Regions from separate parts of the Homo sapiens genome. Here region 2 is linked to region 1. Evidence: chromatin contacts called from ENCODE Hi-C data. All regions are on one chromosome and are shown on one strand. The core of a region is the stretch at or near the end of the contact, and the rest is flanking DNA. Distances in the headings are between cores, read along the strand shown. Region 1 holds the start of AGBL3 (AGBL carboxypeptidase 3). Region 2 overlaps CREB3L2 (cAMP responsive element binding protein 3 like 2).

Evidence for each region. A loop is a pair of places that touch in the nucleus more often than their neighbours do. Pooled maps may share reads with other maps.
Region 2: a loop to region 1 is called in a pooled map, with 9 times the contacts of the local background. The contact joins the enhancer-like site here to the promoter of AGBL3 in region 1. A Hi-C loop is called at or near these places in 3 of 37 single-sample maps with no recorded cell type and 4 of 50 pooled maps.

Annotation. Positions count from the first base shown.
Region 1 is chr7:134,984,566-134,988,231 of GRCh38, reverse strand. AGBL3 (AGBL carboxypeptidase 3) reads right to left here and starts at 1,724. Exons shown (of 17, transcript NM_178563.4): 1 at 1,531-1,724; 2 at 236-357. The coding sequence starts at 298. RefSeq lists enhancers at 1,033-1,292, 1,373-1,512, 1,523-1,822.
Region 2 is chr7:137,985,070-137,988,735 of GRCh38, reverse strand. All of the region lies in intron 1 of CREB3L2 (cAMP responsive element binding protein 3 like 2), which reads left to right. Among named protein-coding and RNA genes, the nearest start is that of CREB3L2, 15 kb to the left of the region's middle. RefSeq lists enhancers at 704-813, 1,946-2,015, 2,346-2,495. Within about 2 kb of position 2,120, at least 14 of the 41 ENCODE cell types and tissues checked have a DNase peak (open chromatin) inside an H3K27ac peak, as active enhancers do.

The DNA of each region.
Region 1 (3,666 bases), core at 475-2,974:
ATCTTAGCTAAAATATTTTCTCAAAAAAAATACAAATATAGTTTCTCTTTCTAGACAGGGCATAGTGTTCCCAGTGATAGCTTAGCTTTTTCAGCCAAATTATTTCCCAACTTCAATGACAATAATTTAAACATCCAATTGATTTTTATATCCAATTGATTTTATAATATTTTAATTGGGGATTTATATAATACAAATTTTATCTCCAAGTAAAATAAAGTTGAGAAAAACATACCGATTCATCTTCATCACTGATTGTTCTGTCTGAATAGTCTTCCTTTTCTGAATCTTCTGACATCTTTTCCAGTGTTTGACTTGAGATTTCTTGTAATATACGGGTAGGCTGTAAAACAATTTCTAAGGAAATTATATGACAGCTTTTCTTTTCAAGCTGTAGGTGTTTACTACATTAAATGAGTACTCAAAAATATATTCAATTGTATTTAACAGTCACAACAGTCTTCTCTAAAAACTAATTAGAATACAACTAATAAAACCTTCAATTTCAAAGAGTTAAAGGAATTTTCCATGACTATACGAGACAACAACCACAATAAGACAAATCAAGCAAATCATTTAATTAAAAGGAATTTCCAGAGTATACAGCCAAATCATTCACATTTTATATTTACAATTAAATACTACACAGCAAGTTCAGAATGATCCTGAGGCATTAAAAGATAATGAATTTAAAAATTATAGTCACTTACTGAAATGTAGCAATATAATTTTAAGTTTTCTCCTTGATTTTCACTTGACCAAAAGTTCAAGTGACAAGACTTTACATTTTGATTATTATTCTGTAGATACTGTCTGTTCTAATATTCATTTATATTATTCTTATTCTTAGAAATCTAAATAGCTACCAGAAGGTTGTATTGGTAATGACCATTACCATTCTATGCAAGTATCTTCCCATGTGGGTAATATCAAGACCAGGGAATAATCGAAATTTCTTGTCAAGTTCCCATCGTTCTTGAGAGACCAAAGGACTCGACAATTTCAAATCTATTAGTTTACGCCCCTCTCTACAGGAAGCGTGTTTTGGAGCGTGGACTACATATAAGTTAAGTCCAAGCTCTATGGCAAATCACTGCCAATGCCACGGAACCGACTGTCTCATAGATGACACCTTCAGTCCTAAGAAACTGAAGTTTCTGCCTGGGCATCACAACTCCACATTTGGAAAATCCGACTGGCCTAAATTCCATTCCTTACAGGTGCACACAGGGCGCACGAAGTGCTGACCTGCTGCGGATACAGCTCTGGTCTCAGGAAACGGCCCTTATCCACCGGCGCTCCGCGGGTGTCTTCCACCACTGCGGAGGAGGGGCAGATGCGGGCGCGTCCACGCTTAGCCGCGTCCCGACAGTACCAAGGCGTTTTTGGCGGGAAGCACGATGAGGCCACAACTCCGGGCGGCCGAGTTCCTTCCCGCACTCACTCCTGGACACCTTGGTGTGGGGAGGCGCTCATTTTCCGGGGCGCGCTCGCTTCCCGCAGGGGGCGCCCCGCCTTACTTCTGCATACCTCACCGTCCTGTCGGGGCCGGCACCTCGCTCCCACGCGAGTCCTCTGGCCAGGCCAGTCGTCGCTTCCGTGCGGGGAGAATATCTCGGGATCTCGCGATCTCGCGGAGAACCCGGTATCCAGCCGCTAGAAGTAACGCCACTGCTGGAGATCCGCAGCCCCAGCCACACTCCCAACTCTCGTCATCAGGCAACGGGTCCGCCCTCGCGAGACTTCGGACAGCCTTCGGAGATCACCTAGCAACCAGCTCGGAGGAAAGGAGCCTGCGTAGGTTTTGGCTCCAGGAAGAGGGATCCCAGAGGATGCCGGGAACTCGGGGTGGGCCGCAGGGCGGTCAGAGAGGCTCTCAGAGAGGCTTTGGGGTCTGTCGGGAGAATTTAGGAGTGGGGAAGACCGGGCAGCTATTTATTCCCAGTGGTCTGCACTTCGGCTGTTGCCTCAGAGGAGGCAGTAGAGCATGCTGGTTAGGACTGTGCTTTGGAGCCCACCTGACTTTTAACAGTGTGACATTGAACAAATTAATTACCTGGACTTCATGGGTACAATACTTGTAACTACTACTTGGAGATGTTAGAATATTAAAAAGTACGTTGGTCTTGATTTTTTACAGACTGAGTTCCATTCTACACAATTGTGCGATTAATTCGCTTATTCGATTCTGGAAAATGAGGCTTTTCTCCTTAAATACTAAATGGAGAGTCATAGATGAACTAGGGTGAATTCTCAAAATTATCAGCTCAGAGATTCTTTATAGCAATCGTCAGCTAGCATATTTAACACTGTTTTCCTGATGACTGCAAATCACTATATGTAGTCTCATTTAGTTAACAGACGTTATTCATGAACATCCCATATTGATTTTTTCCCTCATCTTTAGCTCTACAGGGTAAGGTAATCTATTTGGAAAAGTTTTCCAAGTACAGCTGAAAAAAAGTCTAGATTTTGATGATATAAGAATGTAAATAAACACTTTTCACAAAGCGTTATATGTCATGAGATTCGTGATATTGTAGAAATGGAGATAATAAATGGTAGCAAGTTTGAAAGTAGAATAAAGGGCAAAGCACTATGGCTTAAGCATGGAAATGGGTTAACATAATCTCTTTGTATTTTGTAAGTATCTGAAAATAGGTGTTTTTGAGGTCAGCAGTTTAAAAGTATGAACCTTCCAGATTAGACCTTGGCCAGAGAATATTAATAGAGTATATCTTAGATCAACCTCTTGAAAAGTAGCTCTTATAGTTGAAGCTTGTTTTATGCCATACATAAATCACTAAAGGTGACATGCACAGAGAAATCTTTATTTATGTAATCTGTTTTTCTGTTGGATTTTAGTCATGGCTGCAAGCCATAGGATGTCAGCTGTACAAGGTAAAACTGAGAAATGGTCTAACCAGGTTATATAAGAAATTAATGGCAGGGCTGAGAGACTTAAGTCTCGTGATTTTTAGTCCAAATAGTTATATTATCACATACCAAGTAGTCCATGGGAAGAAAAATGATCTTAATGCATAATTTTAAAAACTTAGGATTTTTTTTTTTTTTTTGAGACAGAATCTCACTTGCTCTGTCGCCCAGGCTGGAGTGCTGTGGTGCAATCTCAGCTCACTGCAACCTCTGCCTTTGGGGTTCAGGTGATTCTCATGCATCCTGACTAGCTGGGACTACAGGCACGTGCCACCACTAATTTTTGTATTTTTTAGTAGAGACGTGGTGTCACCATGTTGGCCAGTGTGGTCTCAAACTCCTGGTGTCAAGTGATCCGTCTACCTCAGCCTCCCAAAGTACTGGGATTACAGGTGTGAGTCACCGTGCCTGGCCAAAAACTTAGGAACTTGGCAAAACTTTGAAAATGATATTCATTCATTATTTTATTAACAACTTTTTTCTTTTTAAAGACAGCTCTGTCACCCAGGTTGGGGTGTAGAGGCACAATCATAGCTCACTGCAGACTCAAACTACTGGTCCCAAGAGATCCTCATGCCTTGGTATAACAAATTCACTGGATGGCTGCTGCCTACTAGGGACAGTTCACTATTGCAAGGAAAAAAACCAGACATTTATTGTGGAGGTTATGTTCTGGTGGGAGTAATCAAACAAACCAATGATGATAATAAAAATGATATCACTCAGACA
Region 2 (3,666 bases), core at 871-3,370, 3.0 Mb before region 1:
AGTTTGTGCATGTGTCTGTTTTGTGACTGTGTCATTTGCAGTTCTTAGTTTTGGGGCTTTGCAAAAGGATAGCCTTTGTACTCATTAACCTGTTCAAGAGTGTTGGGATTCACCACATGACTCCAAGGTGTGAGTCTTTTCCTCTCTTTATTCTTCTGACTCTTCCACTAAGGAAGTATCAGGTGGATCCACTGAATGCCGAAAATGAGTTTGATCACAGAGGCATCAACAATATTCAAGTGGTAGAAACATAGAAACAAGCCCTAATTGGTTCCATTTTTGTATGACATAATAATAAGGACAGGTGAGGACAAATGGCTTTGTAATAAGAATATGAGCCTGCAGAAGGAACATTAAGTAAATAATTGTAGCTTCAAAGAAAATGAGCAGCTGCTGGCAATGCCCAGGTTTCAGGACCCGCAAAGGCACTCTGGCCAGACACATCCCTGCTCCCCTCTTGTGCCTCCCACGTGCCGTGGCTGGATTCTGGGTTCTGCCCTTGCTCTCTGTTTCACTGAATCTCTGTTCCTGTCATGGCCCTCAGGCCTGTCAGGGACATGAGGAACAGGTGTGGGAGGAGGAAGCCCTTCAGCTGGGCCTGAGGTCGGGCATGTGAGTACTGAGGACAGAGGTGGGTGCAGAGGAAGGAGAATTCTGCCTCAGACTGCACAGGGAGGAAAGGGCCACCCTTCACAGCCCAGAGCAGAGCAGGCTCTTTGAAGGAGACACAGAGTTTAGGATTCACTCCACAGTTTAGCTGTGTGGTGAATTAAATGGGTTTCTGAGGCCTGACTGGGAAACAGATGACTTTTTATCACATTATGTCAGTAAGAAAATGTCTTGTGAGTTTGAACCACCCGTGTTACAAACTTTTAAAAAAGGTAGAGAAAGGTGTGGTGGCTTATGTCTATAGTCCCAGCTACTTGCAGGAGGCCGGGGTGGGAGGATCGCCTGAGCCCAGGAGGTTGAGGCTGCAGTGAGCCATGATTGTGCCACTGTGCGCCACTCTGGGCAACAGAGCCAGATCCTGTCTCTCCAAAAACAGAAAGCATTTTAGAGCAGTTTTATGTTCACAGCAAAATTGAGCAGAAATACAAAAAGCTCCCGTGTATCTCTTGTCTCCCCAACACACAAAACCTGTCCCACCATCAGCATCCTGCTATTACAGACTTTTGGCATATGGAGTCATAAGCTGGGGTCACCTGTGGCAGCTTTTGATTTAAACTTAATTTTTAGAGATTAGTCACAGATAAGCCTCCCTTTGTAGTCCAGCAAGAAGCCAGATTGGCCACAAAAGCCTTGAACACCGAAGACTGTATCCTGTTTTTTGTTTTTTGTTTTTTTTTGCTACTGAAAACTTATTCAAACGACTAGGCACAGACCTATAGATTTCAGTACCATTAAAAAGTCAAACTGTGGTGCGGCATTTCCCTCCCTCTTTCCAGTTACAGATGACTTAGGCAGTAGATGTTATCCTTTGGAAAGAGATGGGATCTAGTGAGGAAACAGTATATATTTTTTGTAACCAAAGAACCTGACTCCGATCTTTGTAGTTTTGACTTTTTACTTCCTACCCCTGAATGGTATTCATTTCTGAGGCACTGCCAGGAATTGTTTTTCTGGTTCCACTCTGGGTTTGCAAGCTTTCTCTCCAGGCTCTCCTGCAGCCCAAGACCCATGTTGGAGCCGCTGGGAGAGCTGGGGCAGTGGGCTGAGGAGGCCAAGGCCCAAACCAGCTCCAGGCGAACAGCTGCAGCACAGCTGTGATGTTACCTGCATGGTGCAGTGGGGTCGCCCTTGGGCTCGAGGCATCATGTTCTAAGGCAGTCTTCACAGACACGTTTTCTTGTGTGCTAAGAGAGGGGCAGAAACGTAGCTGCCAAAAAACCATTTGGTTTCTCAGCTGTGTTTACAAGCTGAGGAACATGAGGCACGTCGAAATCCAGTGTTTCCTTTTGACTGAAATACAGACTTCTAGGAGGACACTGAAATGAGGGTGGGATGGCTGGGTAGATGGAGCATGAGGAAGTTTCAGCTTCTTATTCCCACCCTCCCAGTTTCGGTGTGGGATTCTGACTGTCCTCTTGTCTGCAGATTGCTCAACCACTGGAAAAGGCAGTTGGTAGGAGGAGCAGGGATTTTGCGGTCAGCACAACTTCATAGCCCTTATCACCACTGGCAAATGATTTCTTTAGTATCCCCGAGCCCTGCTGTCATGGCAGTCATGGAAAATGATGATATCTGCATGGTGCTTTGTGTCAAAGTAATGGATGAGCCTAATCATAGTGGGTGGAATCCATCTCAGGGGTGCAGTCGCTCCAGCCTCTGCTGCCAACTTGCCCTCCTTCCCAGTCCCATGGAGCTGGGGCACTCCCCGGCATACCTGTTGGGAAGCCCTGATAAGTGTGCTTGTCTGTTTTCTCGTCTAACAAAATGGAAACACCGTGAAAGCAGAGACTTTCTTTTATTCACTGCTGTTTATCTCCAGCTAACAGAACAGTGCTGTGCGCATGGTAGGTGTCCAGTAAAATGTTTGGTGAATGAATGGATGAACAAATGAATGAGTCTAGGCTTACAATCTGGTTCTGGCTCTCCCTACTGTGAGCACCTTTCTGAGACTGTTTCACAAGGCCATGGTGGAGGAAGATAAATGACATAAGTAAAGTGTCACTATGTCTGGTTTGTGGCCGCTAGATGGGGGATATTCGGTTCCTTTCTTCTATTTTTTTTTCTCCAATAGTTTCTGAGAGGCCTAGGAAGAAAATTTTTGCTGCATTCTGAACTCATGGATAAAATGAGTAAATAGAATAAGACCTCTGAATTGTGGCCTAATTGTGAAAGGCATTTAGGGAAAAAGACCTGAAATATTTCTTCAGTTCTTACCTGAATCCTCTTAGGTTCAACGCCTGGTATTGATTTGCATGACTGAATTAACACTTCAAATTTTCAGGCACCTGCTTCTGAGGAACTGAAATGTTTTTGTCAGTTTTGAGGGGGTGGGTTGGCAGCAGGTGTTAGCACTCTTTAAGTTACAAGAGGGAAGACAAGAAGGGGACGGCTTGTTCCATGTCCCTGTCATTTCCTGAAACACCATCTATCACTGGACACTGAGGTCACTTACATTATTTTTTCCTAATGAAAATAGTCTTTCTGGGGCTGATTGTGACCTGTTTAGGGGTCTGTTAACAGCAGGAAGGTGAGTAGGGGACAGCAGGATGGCACTGAGCAGTCCTGGTAGGGCTACTGCCTGCAGTGTCAGGGACAAGCTGAAGCGCTCTCCATCCACGAGGCCTGGGGCTTCCTGGCAGAGCACCTTTGGAATGCTGTCCATACACTGCAGCAAAGGCATTTAAGCCACGTTCTTCCTCCGACCCCTGGCCTGAACTGCGTCTAGCCTTGGCTGTTCCCAAGCAGTTGATGTACATATTGTTGAGCGAGAGAACCTCTCTGAGTCCTGCTTTCTTGGGAATCAGGTTCTAAGTTGCTCTCCTGTGCCTTCCATTTATCTGGACCAACTAGCATTTTATCAAACAGAGGTTATATGGAGATTCTGGCGTGTGAATGGGCCCCCTTCCCCCTTTCCATAATGTCTTATTATTGCTTTGGCAATTGCAGTAGGTCTTTGAAGAGGGAGCTGACTGAAAACTGTGCCCAAATCTCAATGTC